2 separate regions of the Homo sapiens genome follow, and region 2 is linked to region 1. A link is a contact called in ENCODE Hi-C or POLR2A ChIA-PET data. All regions are on one chromosome and are shown on one strand. The core of a region is the stretch at or near the end of the contact, and the rest is flanking DNA. Distances in the headings are between cores, read along the strand shown. Region 1 holds the start of MACROD1 (mono-ADP ribosylhydrolase 1). Region 2 overlaps NRXN2 (neurexin 2).

What was found. Hi-C counts contacts between places; a loop is a spot of excess contacts on that map. ChIA-PET counts read pairs that join two places held with the same protein, here RNA polymerase II (POLR2A). Pooled maps may share reads with other maps.
Region 2: a pooled map shows a loop between it and region 1 (5-fold over the local background). The contact joins the enhancer-like site here to the promoter of MACROD1 in region 1. A Hi-C loop is called at or near these places in 2 of 50 pooled maps. POLR2A ChIA-PET finds 5 or more read pairs at or near these places in 3 of 52 experiments (A673, H1 and activated naive CD4-positive, alpha-beta T cell).

The regions. Positions count from the first base shown.
Region 1 is chr11:64,164,320-64,167,748 of GRCh38, forward strand. It overlaps MACROD1 (mono-ADP ribosylhydrolase 1), which reads right to left and starts at 1,794. Exons shown (of 11, transcript NM_014067.4): 1 at 1,378-1,794. The coding sequence starts at 1,675. LOC105369339 (a long non-coding RNA gene) reads left to right here and starts at 1,919. Exons shown (of 3, transcript XR_950187.3): 1 at 1,919-2,270. RefSeq lists an enhancer at 1,313-1,813 and silencers at 1,351-1,450, 1,581-1,660, 1,921-2,180.
Region 2 is chr11:64,687,058-64,690,486 of GRCh38, forward strand. NRXN2 (neurexin 2) reads right to left here. Exons shown (of 23, transcript NM_015080.4): 5 at 3,348-3,419. Among named protein-coding and RNA genes, the nearest start is that of NRXN2, 34 kb to the right of the region's middle. RefSeq lists enhancers at 783-1,703, 1,843-1,892. Within about 2 kb of position 1,799, at least 25 of the 41 ENCODE cell types and tissues checked have a DNase peak (open chromatin) inside an H3K27ac peak, as active enhancers do.

The DNA.
Region 1 (3,429 bases), core at 544-3,043:
TCCTGGCACCAAGGAGTGGGGCTGTGGGGGCTGGATCCTAAAAACAGCGGCAGCCCTCGAGCAGGTGCCTGGGCACCTTGTCTCCGTAGCTCTTTCCCACCCTCCTGGGTTGTTGTCCTCTGAGAGAGTGCTCAGGGGAGCAGGGGTCTCTGTGGGGACAGTGGCTCCCCCTCCAGGGGTCTCTGCCAGCCCCAAACTCCTCCTGCTGTTCTGGGGCAAGGGCCAAGTGCCTGACAAGTTCTCCATCTGCTCACGGGCTAAAGTCGGTGCTTTCTGCCGTCACTTTTAGATCCTGGCGCAGGCCACACAATTCATGTCAGGAGTAAATCATTTTGATTTCCACCTCTGGTCCCGAGAAAGCCATCTTCTCTTCACCCCTAACACCGCAGGACCCCCCCATCCTGCCTGCCCAGCCCAGAGGCCACACCTACTCCACCACGGAGGCCCAGCCAATTAGCCACTTCCCTGCACTTTTGAAAGGGGATCCAGCCGGGAAGAGTCACAGGATCCCAGGAGGCAGGCCCTGAAAGGCAGGGGCAGCTGGGTGCCCGGCAGGGCTATTTGGGGCTCAGTAGCGGCAGCTTGGGTTCTCTCTCTCCCCAGGCCCCAGACTCATGCCCCCTCCAGGAGCAAGAGGAAGTGGTGTGATTCTTGAAGGGTGTCATCAGTTGTCACAGGGACAAGACCCCACCTCTGCCCTGCTCCTCTAACCTCTGTTCCTGGCATGAGCAAACTGCTCACAAGTGGCCAGAGGCCAGCGAGAAGGGGAAAAGGGCGCCAGACCACGTGCCCAGGAAGGCATCAGAGTGCGGGCTTGGGGTGGGGTGGAGGCAGGACAGGCCAGCCCAGGAAGGTCACTCTGTGAGGTTACGTGCCCCACCAGGTGGGACGCCAGCCCCGGAGCTGTTCCCTCAGCCCCATTCCCGAACACTTAAGAACCACACTGTGCAAAGTTTGGAGAGTCCGGGATCATAACCTCCACTTTGCCACCAGCTCCGAGTGACCTTGGGGAAGCCAGCTGTGGCACTCGGCCTCAGTTTCCCTCCTGCACAGGGAAGGAAGTTGGTAGGTCCTGCACAATCTCTGGGGTGCCCTGTGACCCATTCCAATGGGGTAAGGAAGGCCGCCTTCCTCACGCTGCCCCCTGCGTGGACACTTGGACCTGGTCTGGAGTGAATTGTTCTGTGGGGCTGGGAACACGCGCGGGGGCGGGGGGGGCTGTCAATGGGGAGGAGGGGTCCGTTCCAGGGCAGATGGGGCCTCAACTTCCCCAGGTCTCTCGGGTGGAAGGGGCTGCTCGCTCGTTGGGGGCCGCCCAGCCGGGAAGCTCCACGTGAGGCCGCCCTCTCCCTCGCGCCCCCTCGTGCTTACACTTACATTTCGCCTCCTTCCAGTCGGTGGAGGTGCTCAGGTCCACCTTCGCCGCCATGGCCAGGGGGGCCCAAGTGCGCACCCCGGCTGTCCGCCCCACCGCCGCCGCCCCCCACGCCCCAACTCCCGCCGAGGTCCGCGCACGGCGGCCGAACACGCCCAGGAACGCCGGGGGACCGCACGTGCTGCTGCGGGTCCTCGTGGCACCCGCCAAGTGTCCGGGCCGGGGGCGCGGGGGGACGAGCAGCTGCCCCGCCGCGCGCAGCTGTGCCAGGCGGCCGGACAGTCGGCTCTGTAGAGACATGAGCGGGCGGCGCGGGACGGCTCTCCGCCCACTTGGACTCTATTTACGGCGCTCGGGAGTGTCTCTCCCTTATTTACTCTGGGACCGGGTGGCGACTGCCAGCCAGCGGCGACCTGCTCGGAGCCAGCGGGAGGCGCGGCCAGAAAACCCGGGAGCGCCGCTGGGCACCCTGGAACTTGTAGTCCGGGCCGCCGGATGGGCCCACGCACTCGTATACACACGTGCGCGCCCGCCCGGGCTCCCAGTGTCGCGGATGGAGCCCCGCCTGAGCCCTTCGACTTCTCCCGTGGCCGCCAGGCGCCTCCCCTCCGCGAGACCTCGGCCGCCTCTAACTTTCTGGTTGGCTGAGCGTCGGCTTCCCCGGCACGGGCTGAAGCCCCCGGGCCTTCCACGCAGCCCCGGGCCCCTCTGCCGCTCGGCCCCGCGGCGGAGCAGGCGCGCCGGCCGCTGCGTATCGAGCTGGGAGAGCCTGGCGCGGCTTCCGCAGTGCCGAGCGTTTTGCAGCCTGGGAGACCCGGGCTTCTCTCCCCGCGGGTCAGCAGGGCACCGCCTCCACACCCCAGCCTGCCCTCCTAGGGACAGGTGCGACGAACGGGTAAATCCGGTTTGGGGACTTCTCCCCAGAGCCTCTGCCTTCTAACAGCCCCGGGGCCAAGGCTCAGCTGGAGCAGAATCTAGGACAGCTGGGGAGGAGAGTCGAGGGTGGAAATAGTGGAATTTGGAGGCAGGAAACTTAGGCTTCAAGTGGCGTTCAAGGGTGGAAGGATTGGGGTGATGTTTTTGTGTGTGTCTGTGTGTTTTTTTTTTTTTTTCTTTTCTTTTTTAAACAAAAACCGGCCGGGCGCGGTGGCTCACGCCTGTAATCCCAGCACTTTGGTAGGCCGAGTTGGGTGGATCACGAGGTCAGGAGTTCGAGGCCTGCCTGGCCAACATGGCGAAACCCCGTCTCTACTAAAAATACAAAAATTATGCAGGCGTGGTGGTGCATGCCTGTTAATTACAGCTACTCGGGAGGCTGAGGCAGGAGAATCACTTGAACCCGGAAGGCGGAGGTTGCGGTGAGCCGAGATCGTGCCATTGCACTCCAGCCTGGGTGACAGAACGAGACTCTGTCTCAAAGAAAACAAAACAAAAAACACGAGGATGGATTTTTAAGTACTTTTATATATTTTTATGTACTATTAATATTACTTTATGATAAATATAATGAATACAGGCCGGGCCATTATAATAATATAATGAATGTAATAATGAATAATGAATAAGTGCTCACACCTGTAATCCCAGCACTTTGGGAGGCTGAGGCAAGAGGATTATTAGAGGCCAGGAGTTCAAGACCAGCCTGGGCAATATAGTGAGACCCCCTCATCTCTACCCGCCCCCACACAAAAAAATTACCCTGGTATGGTGGTAGACACTCACCTCTAGTCCCAGCTACTCCAGAGGCTGAGGCAGGCAAACACTTGAGCCCAAGGGTTCAAGGCTACAGAGAGCCATGATGGCACCACTGCACTACAGCCTGGACGACACAGTGAGACCCTATCTCAAAAGTAATAATAATAATGAATATATTTTAATACGAGGGAGGAACGAGCCAGGGTTTCAGAGAAGGTTCTAGTACTAGTGTTGCTGCCCTAGGGTACCCTAGCCCCTTAAGACTCAAACTTCTTGAGCTGTCAGCTAGGAATAAGAGAGTCTGGCTGGTTGCAAACCTGCTCCTGTGCTCCAGGCCTCTGACTCTGAGTGTGGCAATA
Region 2 (3,429 bases), core at 549-3,048, 520 kb after region 1:
GCCATTAAGCAGTGGCACACAGCTGGCCCTGCCTACCTCACTGGACAGGTGCAGGGCAAACAACACTGGCCGTGAGGGTCTTTATGAAGAGGCCGAGCTAACCAAATGCAGGAATTCTCAATAGATGCTCCCAATGCCCAAGCAAGAACAGGCACAATGCCAGGGTGCATCCAGGGCCACCAGGAAGCACTTGCCTTCCCCTGGTGGAGGCAGGGCTCAGCAGCAGTGCTATGTGTTGAGGCAGTGGGGTGGTGGCGGGGGGGGAGTTTCGGAGTGCAGATTCTGCAGATCCCCTCCCCTCCACACACAGCCTGCTTCTCTCTCTCTAGGCAGGCTGCCCACAGCCTCTGTCCTCACTGCCTCCGGATGCCAAGGCACCAGCTGCTGCCCCAGAGCCTGGCACAGCACTCACTGCAGCTGGCAAGGCCCGGTTTCCTGAGGCCACAGGGCAGCAAGGCTGGTGGGGGCCTGGGCAACATCGGGACAGTCTGAATCCCTTCCTCTGTCTACTTATGGTACCAGCGGGGAGGGCCAGAAAGCAAAAGTGAGGACCCCAGCAGAGACAAGAGGGTAAGGCGGGGAAGAGTGGCAAGGAGGAGGGAAGGAGGGAGGTGGGGCAGAGCCAGGAAAAGGAGAACCATCGCAGAGACAGACAAGAAATGAAGACGGCTCAGGGCTGTGAGGGAGCAAGAAGGGATGAGCGCGGCTATCTGGATAAAGAAAAGGAGCAAGCCCTGCGGGAACAGGTACAGGAGATGGGAAGAGAGCCAGCAACGAAAGTGGACAGGGACCTCTAGGGAACAGAAGCCAAGGCTTTCTGGGGCCTTGCTGTTTCCATAGCAACGAAGCCTGCTGCCCAGGCACTAGGAGAACCAGGGGGCTCAAGGACCAGAAAAAGGAATGTTTGACCTTGGTTTTGCCACATGTACTAGTCCCACCCAGAAGCCATTCCTCCCACTCCCTCACCTTCACTGCAGTCAAAGAAAGTATCATTAAAGAGAGTCAAACAGAAAGAAAGAAAAGAATAAGGCAACCATGTGAGTAAGTGATTGGGACAGAACAAGAGGCCAGCAAAAAGGAAAGAGGCGGGTCTGGGGCTGGACAGTGGCTGCCAAGGCCAAGTGGAGAAACGAGGCCATTTCTCGACTCCTCAGCCCTGCCTCCAGTCTCCTGGGGTGGGTGGCAAAGCTAGCTACTCTGGAGCCTGCGCCTCCACGGGCTCCAGTCCCTTTACCACCGGAGACCTGGGTCAGCCCAGAGACGCCAAGAGGCCTGAGGAGCAGCCAAAGAGAACCTGAAAGCCTTCGAGAAGAGGGACAGAAAAAGAGATGAGCAAGTGTGGAAAGAAAACCCGAAGATGGTGAGGAGAGAGAGAGAGAACCTGAGTAGGGGAGGTCGGAGCATGACTTCAAGGGACTGGTGGAGGGATTCTACTGGGGTGAGCCTGTAGGGGCGGCGGAGGGGCTCAGCAGAGCACAAACAAGATCTGGGCTGAACAAGCCCTGAAGCACCAGGGGGCGCTCTCCCCTATCTCGCCGGTCTGGCGCGACTGGGAACTACAACTCCCAGCAGCGCTTGCACAATTACCGCCCCTAATTGCTCCGGACCGAGAAAGGAAGATAATAGCTGATGCTCGTTTATCTCCCACAGTTGGGGAGTCTGTAGCCCTACAAGTGTCCCCAGTGAATGTGGCTAGAGACTAGTTGTTGTGGTCCTGCATTTCTGAGAACCATGCATGAGGGACAAAGCAGCTGCCTTCTTTCCAGGCCCAGCTCCCAGACCTCCTCTGGGAAGGTCTCCAGCGCCCCCCTCCGCCCTCCCTACTCTCGAGCTCTACAGCTGTCTGTTCTGCTCACTTGGCACTTACTGCCTAATAACATCTTGTACTGCTCCCTGGAGAGGAAATGTGATGTGAGAAAGAAGACCTGGGCGCTAGTGCTGGCTCCACCACCAGCTTTGTGACCTTCGCTGGTCACAAAGCTGGGCTCTAAGTCCCAGCTTCCCCGTCTGGAAAATGGAGCTGATCATCAGGAACTGCACAGGCTGCTGTGGGCACCTCAGAAAGAGAAAGGGTGGGGTCCAGCTTCCTCAACCATAAAGCATCCCACAAATAAACGACTCATGCCAGTTGGTAACTTTCTGCTAGTGTCCTGCCTCTCTCTGTGTCTCCCTCTCTTTCTCAATGATTTTTTTTTTTTTAATGGAGTCTCACCATGTTGCCAGGCTGGTTTTGAACTCCTGGCCTCAAGTGATCCTCCCACCTCGGCCTCTCATAGTGCTGGGATTACAGGCATGAGCCACCGTGCCTGGCCTCAATGAATAAATTAACTCCTCTGAAAAGAGTCTGCACTTTTCATGTACTTTGCATGGACCACACTTTATTGTAGGTGTTAGAACATCAATCAGCCCCTTAGTAACAGAGCCCATTGGCTCATATAAAATAAATTTGCTGAGCACACAGCTACTTATGTGCCAAGAGCTGTGTGAAGCACCGGGGGCATAGGAACAAAAATATCCAATCCCTGGCCTCAAGGAGCTTGGTCTAGTTGGGGAAGCAAACAGGTAAAGTGACAGTTATGATACAGTGTGATGAGCCTTCTAGTGGAAGTGTGGACAAAGTGTGGAAGTGACCAGGTTCACCTGGGGTGTTCAAGGAGACTTCCAGTGTGCATGGCCTGGCTGCTTTTTCAAGAGTCAGACGAAAGAGACACACCAAGTCATTGGGGAGAGGACAAGGATGGCGGAAATCCAGGCAAACAGAAGAGCAGACTAAAGAATGGAAATGGGACTCCATAGCCCCAGTGCTTGGCACCCACTGGAGTTCCTTGAGGACTTGTTATAGTGGCTTGTAAACTTCTTAGGAAAGAGATTGTCTTAAGAAAGGCAGCCTCAGTACAGAAAAAGGAGCTAGAGCCCCCAAGCAGGCTTAAAGGCCCTGTGCTGGCCACAGCTCCCAATCAGAATTTCCCTGGACTGGGCACCTAGCAGGCTTCCAGAATTTGATGGTTAAATTGGGGTTGCCGTGCTGCCTGGTTGCCTTAACAAAGAAACAGATACTTCCTAGGGATCAGCCTGAACAACTGCCACATAAAAAGATACCTGTGTTCTAGAAAGAAGTCATCAGAACAACTGGGCTTTGCGAAAGAAATGGAGGTTTGTGGCCCTTCACATCAGGGCAGCTAATGGGGCCTTTGGAATGGCACTCGGGGAGCAGACCCATCACTTCCCACAGGCCTCAGAGAGGACAAGGGGATGTGCCTGCGTTGACTTGGCTTCCCCCCAGGAAGCACAGTTAGCCTGCAGCAGGATGAGGGCTGGGCTCTCTGGGGACCATGGGGGTCACTGACCTTTTGTTGGCTGGTGCACATCGCCGGCTCCTCCTCTCCCGGCCCCCCCCTCGGAGAACAGTAAGGACCCTACTGGAGAAGC